Linked DNA regions of Homo sapiens: region 2 is linked to region 1. Evidence: chromatin loops called from intact Hi-C (ENCODE). Cell type or tissue: PC-3. All regions are shown on one strand. Each heading gives the region's core, and the rest is flanking DNA. Links, peaks and the distances in the headings are about the cores only.

Region 1 (7,708 bases), core at 1,262-6,261:
AAGACCCAGTTACTTTAGTTTAAATACTTAAAATTTTGAAATAAAACTTTTTCAAAGAAAGTCCAATATCAATAGACGCTATTTACATGCTTAGATATTCTTCTTCCTGCCCCCCCCCAAGAAAGCTAGCCAGTATTCCCTAAGCAAGAATGCATGAAAACAAGTTTTATTCTATAATTCTCATCAATGTAATCTAAAAACTAGTGGCGAGAATGCCCCAGAAGTCTAAATTCACAACATATAACATCAGGAGGGAAGAAAGTAACCATAATCCAGATAATTTTGGACTTTATAGTTGGTAGTCAACGCCTTAAATTTCATCTGGAATCAGAACAGAACACTGATGTAATATCCAATGGAAACATTATCACAGCTTGATTAGGTGGCAATATGACACATTTCGCATATTGGTTTCATTAAAATAGCATCATATCCACAAAACTCTTGAATAGACCATCTCCAGAGACATTATTCTGAAATTATCATCTTATTCAAATATAACTCCTGCTTTGGTTGCTTTTTATATCTTGTTTTCTTCAAATTTCCAAAGCAATATGTGTGGCCAGGGAAACATAGGTTATCCCTGAGACCTAACAGAACAGTGTATTAATGTTACATTGAGGGCCCGTCTATTTCCCATACTTCTTCTTGGAAATATATTCCCCTTACCCACCATCCATCCACCCTACTCCTGGGGCATCAACTTCCGAGTTAGGGCTGAGATGAGCATTCCAGATTTTAGAGCTGTCTAACCTCATTCACTTAAGTCGGCTCCTCCACCTTCTTCCCTTCCTCCTCCTCCTCCTCCTCTTCTTTAATTGCCTCCTTTCTGTGACAGTGCCTTAGAGAGTTCTGCACTTGAGTGCCATGATTTGTCAAGACTCAAGCTTGTGTTCACTGACAGGAGTTTGGGAGAAAATGAGCTGGGAGAAATAGATGTGAGCAGAGGAAAGTCAGAAAGCAAGCTATGAATTACGAAAAAAAAAAGTTGAAGAGGAAGATATTCAGGGGTTTCCTCAACCTCTTATTTTCCCAAAATTATATATGTTGCCTGAGAGCTGTTCTTGATTTTCTTTCAGTTAACATTCACAGGATCACGATTATTTCAAGCAGAACTCAAGGGGAAAGTTAAGGCTGTAAGAGGTCATTCATCTTCTCCGTAAGGGAATAGAAGAAATGTGCAGTCGCCCCCTCATTCTCAGAGTGACTCATCATAAATGATGACTTTTATGTCAAACTAGAATTTTCTTCATTCTTTCTTGTATAAATGTATGAGGGTTATTCCACACTAAGATGGGTCACCAAGGTAGCTTATAGATTTTTCCTTCCCTTGAGACATTTAAAGAAGATAAATATCAATCTGTCTTTGCAGGATGGCATGGAGTCCTTAGGACAGGTTGAGGAATGAATTAAATAACCTTTGGCTGTTCCCACTGACTTATGAGTGAAAAAAAATAGGTACACTCACAATATAACATAACTCCTTTTAAACACTAACTTTTTTTTTCCCCAATGTGGAACTCTCTGCCCTCCCTGGCATTAGATGTCAAAATAGTACCAAATCTGTGCAATTGAGGTACAAAATTAATTGACTACTATGGTGAGTATCAATGTAGCATAATGAGCCACAGAAGGCCCATATCAACGCTAAATTAGAAAATGCCACTGCCTTGCATAACTCAGTTATACCCAATTCTGTAGCATCCAGAAATTACTGGAGTGATTGGAATATTTGTTAAAGGTACTAAGATACCTTACATTTCCTGAGTAGATGTAGAATCTAAAGGAACAATAAGTTCAGCTTCCTAAAACTCTAAGTAGTAAGTACTGATTGATCTTAAAATACAACAGGTTGGCCGCGTGCGGTGGCTCATGCCTGCAATCCCAGCACTTTGGGAGGCCGAGGTGGGCGGATCACGAGGTCAGGAGATCGAGACCATCCTGGCTAACATGGTGAAACCCCGTCTCTACTAAAAATACAAAAAAATTAGCCAGGCGTAGTGGCGGGCGCCTGTAATCCCAGCTACTCGGGAGGCTGAGGCAGGAGAGTGGCGTGAACCCGGGAGGCGGAGCTTGCAGTGAGCCGAGATCGCGCCACTGCACTCCAGCCTGGGCGACAGAGCGAGACTCCGTCTCAAAAAAAAAAAAAAAAAAAAAATACAACAGGTTGACCAATGCCTGACATATGGTAACTGAATATTGAATACATTGACTAGAGCTAAATTATTTATTCCTCTGGACTTTTTGAGATGACTAGTTACTGCTCTTTACACTAGATCTTCCCTTAATTCAGCTCCTCCGTAAGGAGGATAGTCACCACAAAATAAATAAAATAAATAAAGACGATAATTTTTAGGTGCTTCCTGTGGTTCTAAGGTCCTGATGGTGTAAAAATGAGGAATGCTGGGAGCTTTGGGGCATCTCTTAGTAGATGACAACCCACAACAACAAAATAAAATGTTTTTATTGACTTAACATCTCCTATGAGATTTCACTTCAAAAGTTGATTTTATTTTTAAAACCTGATATAAAATCATCACAGAGATTATGTCTAAAGCAGTTCTTTCAGATATTGCCTTAAAACTAAATGTTTAATATTCATTTTTTATTTCTCTCACTTATAAATAACAGTAGATGCAGTTTTCAATTTCTTCTAATCTTATCTCAAAACAAAAAATATTTTTTAAAAAATTTAATCTCACCTTTCTGTCCAACTAGGACCATGCGATAAAAACTTATTAAAACAACTGCTGTATCAGAATCAACTTGCACGTTCCTTCTGTCAAATAATCTATTAATATTTACAGTTAATGTTAGATTTGTTGTCTTGCTTAGTTTGGGTTTGTTATCTCAAAATTTTCAAAAAACCAAAGGACCTATTAAGGTCAATCAATAGACATGTGCCACAAAATTGTATCATCTGGCATAGAAAATAATCTTAACACTCAACATTAATAAATAAATAGAAATTTTGCATTATGTATTGAATTAGAAGATATTTATAGCATTTGTCTTTCTTTCTCAAACTTTCCCAAAGCTTCTTTTTTTCAAGAATTGATTATCTCTCCCCAATCAAAAGTTTGTCTTTACAAAGAGTAAAACTTATAATCTAAATTTCTCTAAAATGATAATTTATGACCTAAAAAAAAAACCGGATTCAGTTTTTCAATTGTAGCAACTATAATGACATTCCCCCTTTTAACACTGCTTTACTGATTTGATCTTATTTAAGCTTTTCAAGAACCAACAGAGTGACAACTTGCTCATTCAGAAGAAATCAAATAAGAAAAGTAGGATTATACTCAGATGAACATACACTTATCTCATGTTCAACGAAATGCTCTGGAAGCTTTGAATGTTTTCTGAAATGTTAAGCATTTCATGGTCACAAAGATACACTTCTCTCAGTTATTTCTCATTCTAGGAAAGTTTGTTCATTTCTGCAATGTCTTTGCACCCTCTAATGGTCATTTTAGGATTTTCTTTACTGGGAGCAATTTATTCAAGGCTATGCAGAGGTTTCATCTTATAAATCTGAATTTTTATTAGAATAATGATGTTTACACACTTTATACCTTTAAATCTGTTATTTTGTAATCCCAAATATTAATTGAAGCTCACACCTCTTTATATTGTTAAAAAAAAGAAAGTACATAGAGTTGGAGTTACTAGGATAAAAATTAGGAAACACTTCATACTTTCCAAATATATCCTGACATATTAACAAGCTAGTAAGAATTTAAGATTTTTGCCTCCTAGGCAAAAATGAATTCTATAGTAAGGCCATCACTTGGCATCACAGTTATTTCCTAATACTGCCATGATGAAGTCAACATAAAATCCGTCTGGGCCTGTTTGTATATACAAGGCATAAAAATGAATTCTAACCCAGTACAATATCCTACAAAGAACCTCAGAAATGAGGTTCTCTTTTATTAAGAAGTAGCAATAACAAGATTAAACACACACATGTATACATATACAGAAACTATAGTCAACTGACTCATATATCGTCTCAGGAATATTGAACACCTTTAACCCAGAGATCTTTAAAAAAAAAAAATCTAATGATCAATTGTTACCTTTCTATTATATTTGACATCCATAATAAAAATTGCTTATTCCTTTCTTGATGTCAAATCTCCTTCTTTCTATTATAGTTTCATGTTTAGAAAACATTTAGGAAAAATGTGAAAAGTTTTAATGGCAAGCTTGATGTCTGATTTCATGCTGTTGAGAGTGATAAGGAATCCTGCTTTGTGGTGAAGAGAAACAACAGATCAAACCATACAGATGTGGGAGGAGCTAGTATCAGTGCTTATGAGAATAGTTGCATTTCTATACAATTGTTTCTTTCCAGGGTGACGCTACACATTTTAAAATATTTTTATCTTGAAGAAAAGTATAACTTGAGCCCTCTAACAGTTTGAAGTTCCTAATATATGTTATATCCATATTTTTGTCAGAAAAGTATTTCAGAACTTATACATATATCCATAAAGCAACAACTTTTGTTTCAAAATAAAACTACTGATATTAAGTCCACAAAAAAGCATTAACCAACAGTGCAATAAATCTCATATAACTGGATAACATTATAGGAGATGTTATCCATTGAGGACATGGAAAATACAATATCTCCAAGCTGAAATAAGATAATATATAGGATGACGCTCCAAGTATTTAAAGTTTCTATCAATTCCCAAATTACAAAAGAAATTTAAAAATAAAATTTTGAGTGTCCACTTTGAAATATAATTATCTCTAACAGAAGACAATATAGAACCTACCAACATCTCCAATCCCTGCAAGGTAGCCATTTGTAGGGGTTGCTTATGCGTAATTCAATCAATGTGTCAGATGAAATGACAGCAAATATATACTTAAAAACATTAAGGTTATTAACAGCTCCAAAAATATTCTTTGTCTACAATTATATTTTTAAAAAATCTAAACTCCTAAAATTCATCTCTCTTATAATGCAGCCATGTACACTGTCTAAAATCCCGTTTATATTTCATAAACCCTGGAAAATGTGATATAAAGTTGCCAAGTGAATACTACCAGTACTTCATCTTGTATGGATTCTTTTACAATAATGATTATTGACAACTGAAATCTACTGTGTAAGTGTGAGTAAATTTAAAATATAAAACAATATGCTTTGTTAATGAGAATAGCAAATAACTCCTGTTAAAATGTATCCTGAGCTACAAAAGTTTGGGGGAATAAAACTTAGATAATTACTAATTTTCAATAATTTGGAGTTTCAAAGCATTCAAATGTATATTCAAAGACATTAAATATTAAATCCACTAGCACCAACAACCATTTAGGAAACTAGTCATGAGGGTTGTTTGAAAGCCGAGTAACCCAGGAGTCCCAAGCTATTGAGCATAAATTTCCAGGCCCTTCAAAATCCGCCATGCAACACTACTTTTAACTTCTTCCGCACTATAACCTTCTCATATCTCAATGATTATGCATTTAGCTCCCATTATCAGAAATAATTCCCTCCTTACCATAGTACATCATTAGGTACTGCGATTTATCACATGATAATGTAAACTGTTTGAATGGCATTCTTTCCCAATAGACCACCCTTATGAATTTCTTGAAGGCAGGAACTGAGTTTATTCATTTTTATATCTCTAGCACGTGACAACTGGTAGGTGGCAAAGCAACATGTTGCTTTCGCAGCCAAAAGATCATGATGGAGATTCATGTTTTAGTCCTAGTTTCAATAGCTTGACTTTCTAGTTTCTCATATGTAGACGTGGAATAAAACAATCTGCAGGATTGTTGTGAAATTGGAAGATATTTATGAAGTGACTAACCCAATGTCTGCTATATATAAGGCACTATTACATGTGCTCAATAAATGTTGGTTGAATTGATTTTTTACAATAGCTCTTTCTATTTATATATTAGCTCAAAATCTTTTCAGAATTCTCAGAATTCAAATCACCATCTTGTTCTTGTTCACTCATTCTCATATACCATAATTTAAACATTGCCCTCACTGTAAGAATAAAGAATGTTACTGTGTATTCAGGCAATTTAGGCATTTGAGGGAAGTATGTTCAATGCTTCCCAGAATTAAAATAGTTTAAAATATCCTCAGAAAGGGGAACTAAAGTTCAGGGCATTCAGCTTTATTTTCTCTTCCATTTCTCACTAAAAGGGAAAAAAATGCTTCAATATTTATAAGACTAAGAATAATGGATGTGCATAATTTTGCCTTAACATACATTTCTGCCTTTTAAAACCAGTTTAAACTCAGTGAAAAGCCAAGAACATAGACTTAATTATGCAGAAAAAGGATGCTTTAACTGCAGTGCACATTCAATAGACAAAATCCAAAGAAAGCAGTCCTGCCTCAAACGTTTACAAATCAATTCATTATATTGATTTGGAATGAGTTGTGCTGTAATTTAAAACATAGATTACCACAGGCCAAACTAAAGTTCTCTTTCTAAGGCACTGTCACTTGGCTGCACACATGACCTGAGAATTTTCAAGAAACAGTGATTTGCCTAACCTTATAAAAAGCTATTGTATGTAAATAATAGGTTTTAATGGAGTAATAATTAAAATGTAATCAAAGTTAAATTTCAATAGTATGCCAAAAATTGTGTGTTTCAGTTAACTAATAACTTCAATAAATCATTGATATCTTATTGAGAACAGGCAGTGTGCTTCTATTTCAAAATGATTTATTCCACATATAATGCATAGAATGTTTCCATTTCATTTCCTAATTTTAATGTAATCCTTGAAGAAAATTTTAAGATTCCATTCTGTCTTGTTTGTTTTTCGTGGGAAAGGCTGCTCCTTGGGGAATCGGTAATTATGCCTCAGAGTTCTATTGTCCTCCTCACACCTTTTGATGACTTGCTGTTTTATCTTAATATAACTTAAACATTTTATCATTTTTTTTTCACTGGTCAGTCTTAAAAGGTAGGAATAATAATAGCTGCTGCTACATAGTTCTCAAAAGCACTGAAACTATAGTTCAGGAAGACTCATTGAATTTTAATTACACATCTAGGAAATGGGGGTATGAGGCCAACCAGTTAATTAGAGAAATGGCTAAAATGCATGCTTCTTGGGGAGGACAGAATTTTTATCAGTAATTTTCTTCATAGTAAAATACAGAACCTAGTGAATGCAGGAGTCCTGAGAGTATAAGTAAATAAAATAATAATTTGCAACTGAGTTGTTCCTGAGACAGCCTGAGAATCAAGAGAGAATGTAACAGGATCTTTCTATACCATTAAGTCTCCTTCACTGAAATCCTTCCTGGGCCTCAGTTTCTCCATTGGAGCAATGATCTCATTAAACTACATAAGCTTTCAATTCTATGCTAACTTTAAGTGTTCTGAGTTCTTAATGTTAAATAATCATATTAGTAAAAGAAATCAACTACTCTGCTATTATCTGATATCTAGATGATATATGAACCTATAAATATACAAATATTTAAATAAGCCATATGTAAGTTATTGAAACACATGTACAGAAGAACTATTAAAATCCAAGAACATAAAACAGTTGTTGATATGACTTCCTAAAAAGTCTTTATTGTTTCTGGTAAAATGACACAAAAGTTGTGAAAAATCAAATACCTCAATGAAAACAAAAATTCCTTGCTTGTCCAGTTTCCTTTTCTATGAAATGAAAGAAGAGAATTGCAACAAATTACGGT
Region 2 (7,708 bases), core at 1,573-6,572, 120 kb before region 1:
ACTTTCTCTCTACACCTATAACCAGTTTATTTTTACCTCTCTGAATCCTTTTAGACTTTTTCATTCTTCCAGTCCCTATTCTAAAAGTCAGTTCACTTCCTTTGAGCTCTATAGCTTGCTGGAGTTTTAGGACTGCAGAGGATTGAGGTTACAGGGTATGGGAGTGCTGAGAGCCTTGTGATGGGGGAAATACATTCAAAATTTAGGTGAAGTCTTTAGGAGACAAGGAGGAACAAGAAGAAAAGTGAGAGAAAGAGTCAGGGTCAAGTTGTAACTGTCATAAGAAAGGGGAAGAGAAAAGTTAAAATATTTGATACCATTTGTGTTGGCTTTAGAATGGGCTTTTATATCCACCCAAGATGGCTACATTTACCTGACTTTTTCTTTACTTTTATTAAGAATGTTAAGTGGATGGCCTCTATATTTATTGGTAGTCATACGATTTCTACTTACAAGGAAAGTTTTTGACCTTGCGAGAATTAGGACTATACCATCTGAGTTTATTTTGTCCTCTAGCATGGAAAAGAACACATTATCACAACAGACCTCTCGAGTCTCATTTTCAAACTAATGCATTCCAAAATGCATGCAATTTCTAACAAAGAGCAAAGGATAAACAATTAAACATTACATGTAACAGAACTCTTACCCACCTGCCAACAATTAACCCTGTAATTAAAAACTGCAGGAGAATTCACATAAGCATATCTTCAGCAACAGTCATACCACGGTCAAGGGGGGAAAAAATCTTTCCTAATAAGTTCCTTTCCCATTTCCCAGGCTGCTTTTCTTGACATTAAACAGACACAAGACTCTGTCAACTGTTTCACTTTCTTTAGAAAGAGGGAAATCCCATTCTGTATCCCCTGGGAGGGCTATTATATACAGATGAATGTATTTTGTTATTTAGTTTAATAAACGTAGTGTTTAGAACAGATGTTTAGGCTTGAAATTGTCCAGAGAAAGGAACAGCTCAGGTGACAATAATGCAGGTTTCCCGCCTGCTGCGCTTTCTTCTTTGTCTTTGGAAGGGCTACTTTCACAGGTGAGAAGGTATTATAGTATTTATAATCACTCACATCCCCACCACTGGACTGAAGCTGACAAATGGGGTGCTAATTAGTACCAAGAGTGGTGGTGGTGATGGTGGTTTTATGACACAGACATCTGGCCAGTAAATTGGACTAAGAGAAACAACACATTTACAGAAGTACTACAATTCCAGCCATGCATGGTGTAAAAGATAAATGTGAGGACTGTTTTTAAAAGGTAGATTTTCCTGAACACTAGAATATTTGGCCATTGCAAGGCTATGTTCTTCTGTGGATGTTCTCATGCCCTAGCTACTTATGTCACCATCAACCAGAAGAATTTTCTTTTTTTTTTTCTTTTTTTGAGACAGTCTTGCTCTGTCGCCACGCTGGAGTGTAGTGGTGCGATCTTGGCTCACTGCAACCTCGGCCTCCCGGGTTCAAGCAATTCTCCTGCCTCAGCCTCCCGAGTAGCTGGGACTACAGGCGCCCGCCACCATGCCCAGCTAATTTTTGTATTTTTAGTAGAGACAGGGTTTCATCATGTTGGCCAGGATGGTCTCGATCTCTTGACCTCATGATCCCCGCTCTCGGCCCCGCAAAGTGCTGGGATTACAGGTGTGTGCCACTGCACTCAGCCAATATATGTTTTTAAGTACACCTGTGAGTAAGCGTATGCTTCTGAGAGAGGCAAGATATTATTTAGCCAGAGTGAATGTATGTCCTCTGTGAATGATAGTTTATAAAATAACAAATCTCAATTTAAATGGCAGCAGTCAGAATATTGTTCTGCAAGCTAGGAGGCAGTAAAACAGTAAATCCAATCAAATAATAATTATTTTTGAGTATTTATCAATAATAAAATTCATTAATACTTATTGTATAAATTTTATAATGCTTTATTTAAGATCTACAATTCATAAATGTGGTTGGCACATTTACATTGTCTTCATTGATTTGGGTCTATGGTTGCTGTAATAAAAAGAAAGCATAATATAATGGGGAAAAAAAGGTATTTGTTATTAGGAAAATTGCAGTTAAGCATCAGGAGCATAGTAGTATTGTTAAGAACAGGGACTTTCAATTCCAGTGGATTGGGTGCCAAACCTAGTCACTTACTGTGCCACTTATTGTCTGGTCTTCAGCAAGGCAATTGCCCTGAGCCTTAGTTTCCTCATTCATAATACCTACTTTATTGGGTTGCTGAGTGGATTAAATGAGATGATATATATAAATCAAGTAGCAGAATTCCTGATATATTACAATTACTCATTAAATGATAGATACTATTAAAACTATTAGCTATAGTAAGGAAGTCACGACCCTTTCTCCATTTCTTTAATCATTCAAATATAAAGTTTCAAGTTTATCCCTAGATATTTGAGGATTAAATGTGCTGTAAACATGATAAAATATGCAAAATCACTTAAAAATTATTAAAAGCTTCATACATACTGCTAGAAAACATGTGTCTTATTTTTCCACTGAAAAACTAGTTTTTAATAAAGGCAGGCTTTCCAAAAATAATTTTTATTGCCACCATCATTCACTTTGCACATATTTAATTCTTCCAAACCATCTTTCACAAAAACTAAGATGTTTCTCCAGAGTAAAATACATGTAGCTTGGCACCAGAAAATATAAGTGCAAAATGGCTAATTTTATTGTGAGGAGCAGAATGGTGATGGCTTTAAAGAGTTTGTCCAGTTCATAAAAACAAACTAACATTTCAAGTTCAATGCTTAAAACCACATCTCAGCGAGGTGTTGTAATGTGATATAACAAAGGAAATAGTGGAGAATTCAATTCTCAGTGCATATGTTTTTTAATTCTTTTTTAAAAAGTACTAGGTGGTCACAACAAATACACACAGACACACACACACACACACACACACACATATCTGCTATAATAAAACATGTTCTACATCATTTCTATCAGGGCAAAAGAAGTAGAGTAACAGGTGAAAAATTGGGCAGATTTGGGGAGATTATTCATTCAGCAGATATTAATTAAACTCCTACTATGTGCCAGACACTGTTCTATACAAAGCAAAATAAGCATCATAACTAGATGTAGGGTTGGAAGCAAAACATGGTTGTAAGTAACTGCCCCCAGGGAAGTTTCAATATAGTGTAAGATTAATGTGACAGATTATATTCTGAGATTTTGTTTTTTGTTTTGTTTTGAGACGGAGTCTCGCTCTGTCACCCAGGCTGGAGTGCAGTGGCGCGATCTCCGCTCACTGCAAGCTCCACCTCCTAGGTTCACACCATTCTCCTGCCTCAGCCTCCCGAGTAGCTGGGACTAGAGGCACCCACCACCATGCCCGGCTAATTTTTTTTTTTTGTATTTTTAGTAGAGATGGGGTTTCACCGTGTTAGCCAGGATGGTCTCAATCTCCTGACCTCATGATCTGCCTGCCTCAGCCTCCCAAACTGCTGGGATTACAGGCCTGAGCCACTGTGCCTGGCCTATATTCTGAGATTTTAAAGTTTGAAATTAGCAAATGACCTGTGCAAGATTAGAGAATCCAGTAAATTGTAAACAAAGTTTATCACAAAAATGCAATCACATACAACCTTATGTCTGAATCATGAGTCAATGAAGTCTACAAAATCATACATGAGGGGGAGAAAAACCTTGAAATGTTAATCAGTTTGTCGAAAAGTAAAAAGTAAAAGTAAAAATAAAATGCAGCTCAGAAGTGGTTTATTAGATTTCCTCTAGGAACAGAACTTTTTCCAGAAATTCCTCTAACCCAAGTAATAAGAACAGACACGTTCCCTGTTACAGCTTCCTTATTTCCTTTAACACGAGCTTTGAAGCTCTGTGCAAAATCTCTACCATGACAGAGCTTGTTTAGTGTGTACTGGGTATTATATTAATTCCTAATTTATACTTTTAGGAAAAAGAAAATTGCAAAGTGACCGCTGATTTTTTTCTCAATTAAAACTTCAGCATATGTGATGATTCTTAAACCTAAGAGTGCATTAAAATTAGCAAAAGAGATCTTTAAACGTGTGCATCTGTCCCTAGATTTTCCAAATCAGTAAGTCTAAGATGAAGCCTTGGCGTTTGAATCTTTTAAAGCCCTGTGGATAATTCTGATGCACATCCAGGACTGAAAATCTTCACAAAACAACCAAAGGAAAATGTCTTCTTTTTCTTTCCCAGTATATTCCCTGGAAAAACAGCCTAGATAGAAAAAGTTATGTAGCCTGTGTTGGACAATAATGCCCATTTATACGCTGAAGAGATAACTAGTTTTAATCATTGAACTGGGCTGGTCGAGGTAAATTGAAGCCAAATTACCCGACAGAATCTTCTGTGGACTGTCACATCTGTCATACTCTACCTTCATAGATAACTGGATGATTCATTACTTCCCATAAAACAGGATATTCCAGTGTTGGCATTACATAATGATGATATTCATAACAAGAGAAGACAAGCACTCCCTGATTTGAATTCAAATAATTAAATTATTTACCTTTCCAGAGATTCAATCTAGGAATCATAGTCATAAAAAGCCCAGTAACTAAGTGATTTGAATACTTCCTGAATTTATAAAGGACAGTCAACTTTACATCTTGGTCCATTCCACTTATCAACCCAGGTATTTGCATATTGCTTTACTTACCATGTGCAATAAAAACAGCTGCAGAAGCTTATCTCAAAAGAACATATATGATTTTCTGATCATATTATTGGATATATTGAGTAAATGTTGCTAGTGTGATTGATAACACAATCATCTGAGATCTGACTTAATAGAGAACAAGACTGAAAAGAGAAACCAAGAGGCAAATTCTCAGTAAAACTGGAGTGAGCTGGGAAGCTTGATCTGCGACTCTACTATAATTAAGTGTTTTATTGTCATTAACCAAGTGACCTTAAGGGGGAATAGTGAAATCAGTTAAGCCATTTGGCCTGATCCTAAGGGAATATGGATAAATTCTTTGAAAATAAGGTGCTTGGCAATCATGTGTTTAATAGCTGATTAGTTTAAAGCTTCATTTGCTAAAAGGGGACATATTTAAATATCGTGATACCCATGAGAAAGAAGTTGGTGGTCTCATGTCATTTGTCAGTTACTTAAAAAAAAAAAAAAAAAAAAAAAAGTCAATGTATATCAGTTTTGTTCTGAGTTTTAAAAATGACAACAATACAAATAACCTGTATTGAGCATATGTGTCAGGCACTGTGATAAACAGTTTACATGCAGGTACATCATTTACTCATCACAATCACATGGCATATGCACTATTATCATCTACATTTTACAGACAAGGAAATTGAGACTTAAACTATTTAAATGTCCCAAAATCACAAAATTCTTAAGTGGTAAGACTGGAATTTGAACCCACGCATGTAGAGCTGGAGGCTGTAAACTGCACTTTATCTATGAATGTAACTCAAGAAAGACAAATGTACCACAGAGACTGACTTCAATATATCAAGGAGGAAAATGAAAAACACATTAAAAACAGCCACAGGCTGGCCAGGCGCGGTGGCTCACGCCTGTAATCCCAGCACTTTGGGAGGCCAAGGCGGGTGGATCACCAGGTCAGGAGATCAAGACCATCCTGGCTAACACGGTGAAACCCCATCTCTACTAAAAATATAAAAAATTAGCCGGGCGTGGTGGCGAGCACCTGTAGTCCCAGCTACTTGGGAAGCTGAGGCAGGAGAATGTCGCGAACCCGGGAGGCGGGGCTCGCAGTGAGGCAAGATCGCGCCACTGCACTCCAGCCTGGGCGACAGAAGGAGACTCCGACTCAAAAACAAAAACAAAAACAAAAAAAAACAGACACAAGCCTGGGCGCAGTGGCTCACGCCTGTAACCCCAGCACTTTGGGAGGCCGAGGCGGGCGGAGCACCAGGTCAGAAGATCAAGACCATCCTGGCTAACACGATGAAACCCCGTCTCTACTAAAAATACAGACAATTAGCTGGGCTTGGTGGCATGTGCCTCTAGTCCCAGCTACTCAGGAGGCTGAGGCCGGAGAATCGCTTGAACCCGAGAGGCCGTGAGCCGAGATTGCACCACTGCACTCCAGCCTGGCGACAGAGCGAGACTCCGTCTCAAAAACAACAATAACAACAAAACACACAAACAAAAAAACTAGCCACAAATAAAAGCAGAGGAAATTGTTATCTTTATAAATTAAGAAATCAATTCCCAAGCACAATAAAGCAAACATCCAAGCTATTATTGTTTTTATGCCATAACACTAGCCCAAGGTGTTGGTGGATTCAATTGTATACAATTTATTTTTCATAATATAGCCACCTTGGATGTGTTTATTGTGACAATATTTTTTACAAATACATGTAAAGAGCAAGAAGTTAAATTGGACTAAATTACTATATTCATGATAAATGTAGAATACCTATTGCGGTGGTTTTAAAATATGCCCACATATTCTTTGACATTTCCCCCTTCAGAAGATGAAGACTAATTGCTCTGTCCTTGAATATATGCTTGACTTAACGACTGACTTCTAAAATACTAACTGAAATTAACAAATTAACAAATAAAAATGGCAGAAGTGACAGTGTATAACTCCTAGTCAAGGTTATTGTCTTGGTCAGTTCAGGCTATTATAACAATTACCATAGACTTGGTGGCTTAAACAGCAAACACTTATTTCTCACAGTTCTGGAGGCTGGAAGTCCTAGATCAGGGTGCTAGCATGGTCAGGTTCTGGTGAGGATCCTTTACCAGGTTGCAGACAGCTGACATCTTGTATCTTCACATGGCAAAGAGTAAGGGCTACTAGCACTTTTTATCTTCTTACAAGGACACTGATCCCTCATGACCTAGTTACCTTACAAAGCCCCTACCTCCTAACACTATCCTATCGAAGATTAGGGTACCAATATAAGAATTTGAGAGGGATAAAACCTGAAGTTTCTAGCAATCATACAAGGTATTGAAGCCTCTCTCTCTCTCTTTCTCTCTGCCTCTCACTCTTGCTCTTTCTTTCTTGATCATCATTCTTTTTGGAAGCCAACCACCATGTCACAAAAAAGCTCAAGCACCTCTATGGAGGGGGACATATGGCGAAGAACTGAGGCCTCCTGCCAGCAGCCAGCACAAATTACTCAGGCATGTGAGCAACTAACCCACTCTGGAATCGAATTCATCAGCCCCAGTCAAGCCTGCAGGTGACTGCAGACTCAGTTTACACCATACTGCAATTTGATGAAAAACCCTCAGCCAGTAACATCTAGTTAAGTTGCTCCCAAATCCCTAACTAACTGAAAATGTATAAGATGTTTATTGATTTTACCTCCAAGTTTCAGGGTAATTTGTTACGAAGCAACATAAACCGCCAATAACTAGTACAACCACATAACCAGGGTAGCATGATATTACAGCTGGAGACAGCTGTTGCCTCTCTTTGTGCATGTCAATGTTCCTTTTTGTGCCTCAGTTCTCCCACCTGTAAAATGATGAAATATATTTACCTCCTGAGCTGTGAGAGTTCAATGAAATAATTCACAAATATTCATTAGAGAAGTTTCCAGCAGAGTAAGCCATAAATAAATGTTACCTGTTATTATTATTATTGTTACTATAACATTTCTCTTTTGTCCTTGGAGTTTTAGTGGTACTGTGGCATCCTAGAAGGAGAAAAAGTTGAACTACCCACCTGCTAGTGTTAGCT

The links. A loop is a pair of places that touch in the nucleus more often than their neighbours do. Peaks named below come from ENCODE experiments on the same cell type or tissue, not always from the same donor. Only the 100,000 strongest peaks of a DNase experiment are listed, where the experiment ranks them.
Region 2: it touches region 1 in a loop (6-fold over the local background); 2 of 110 quality-filtered maps call a loop at or near these places.

The regions. Positions count from the first base shown.
Region 1 is chr5:103,583,101-103,590,808 of GRCh38, reverse strand. No RefSeq gene overlaps it. Among named protein-coding and RNA genes, the nearest start is that of NUDT12, 24 kb to the right of the region's middle. In PC-3, for the core only: a CTCF peak has its summit at 3,467 (motif pointing left); a DNase peak (open chromatin) is centred at 3,438.
Region 2 is chr5:103,700,547-103,708,254 of GRCh38, reverse strand. The region is part of intron 2 of LOC105379107 (a long non-coding RNA gene); the gene reads right to left. Among named protein-coding and RNA genes, the nearest start is that of NUDT12, 140 kb to the right of the region's middle. In PC-3, for the core only: no CTCF peak of the experiment used is centred there; a DNase peak (open chromatin) is centred at 4,424.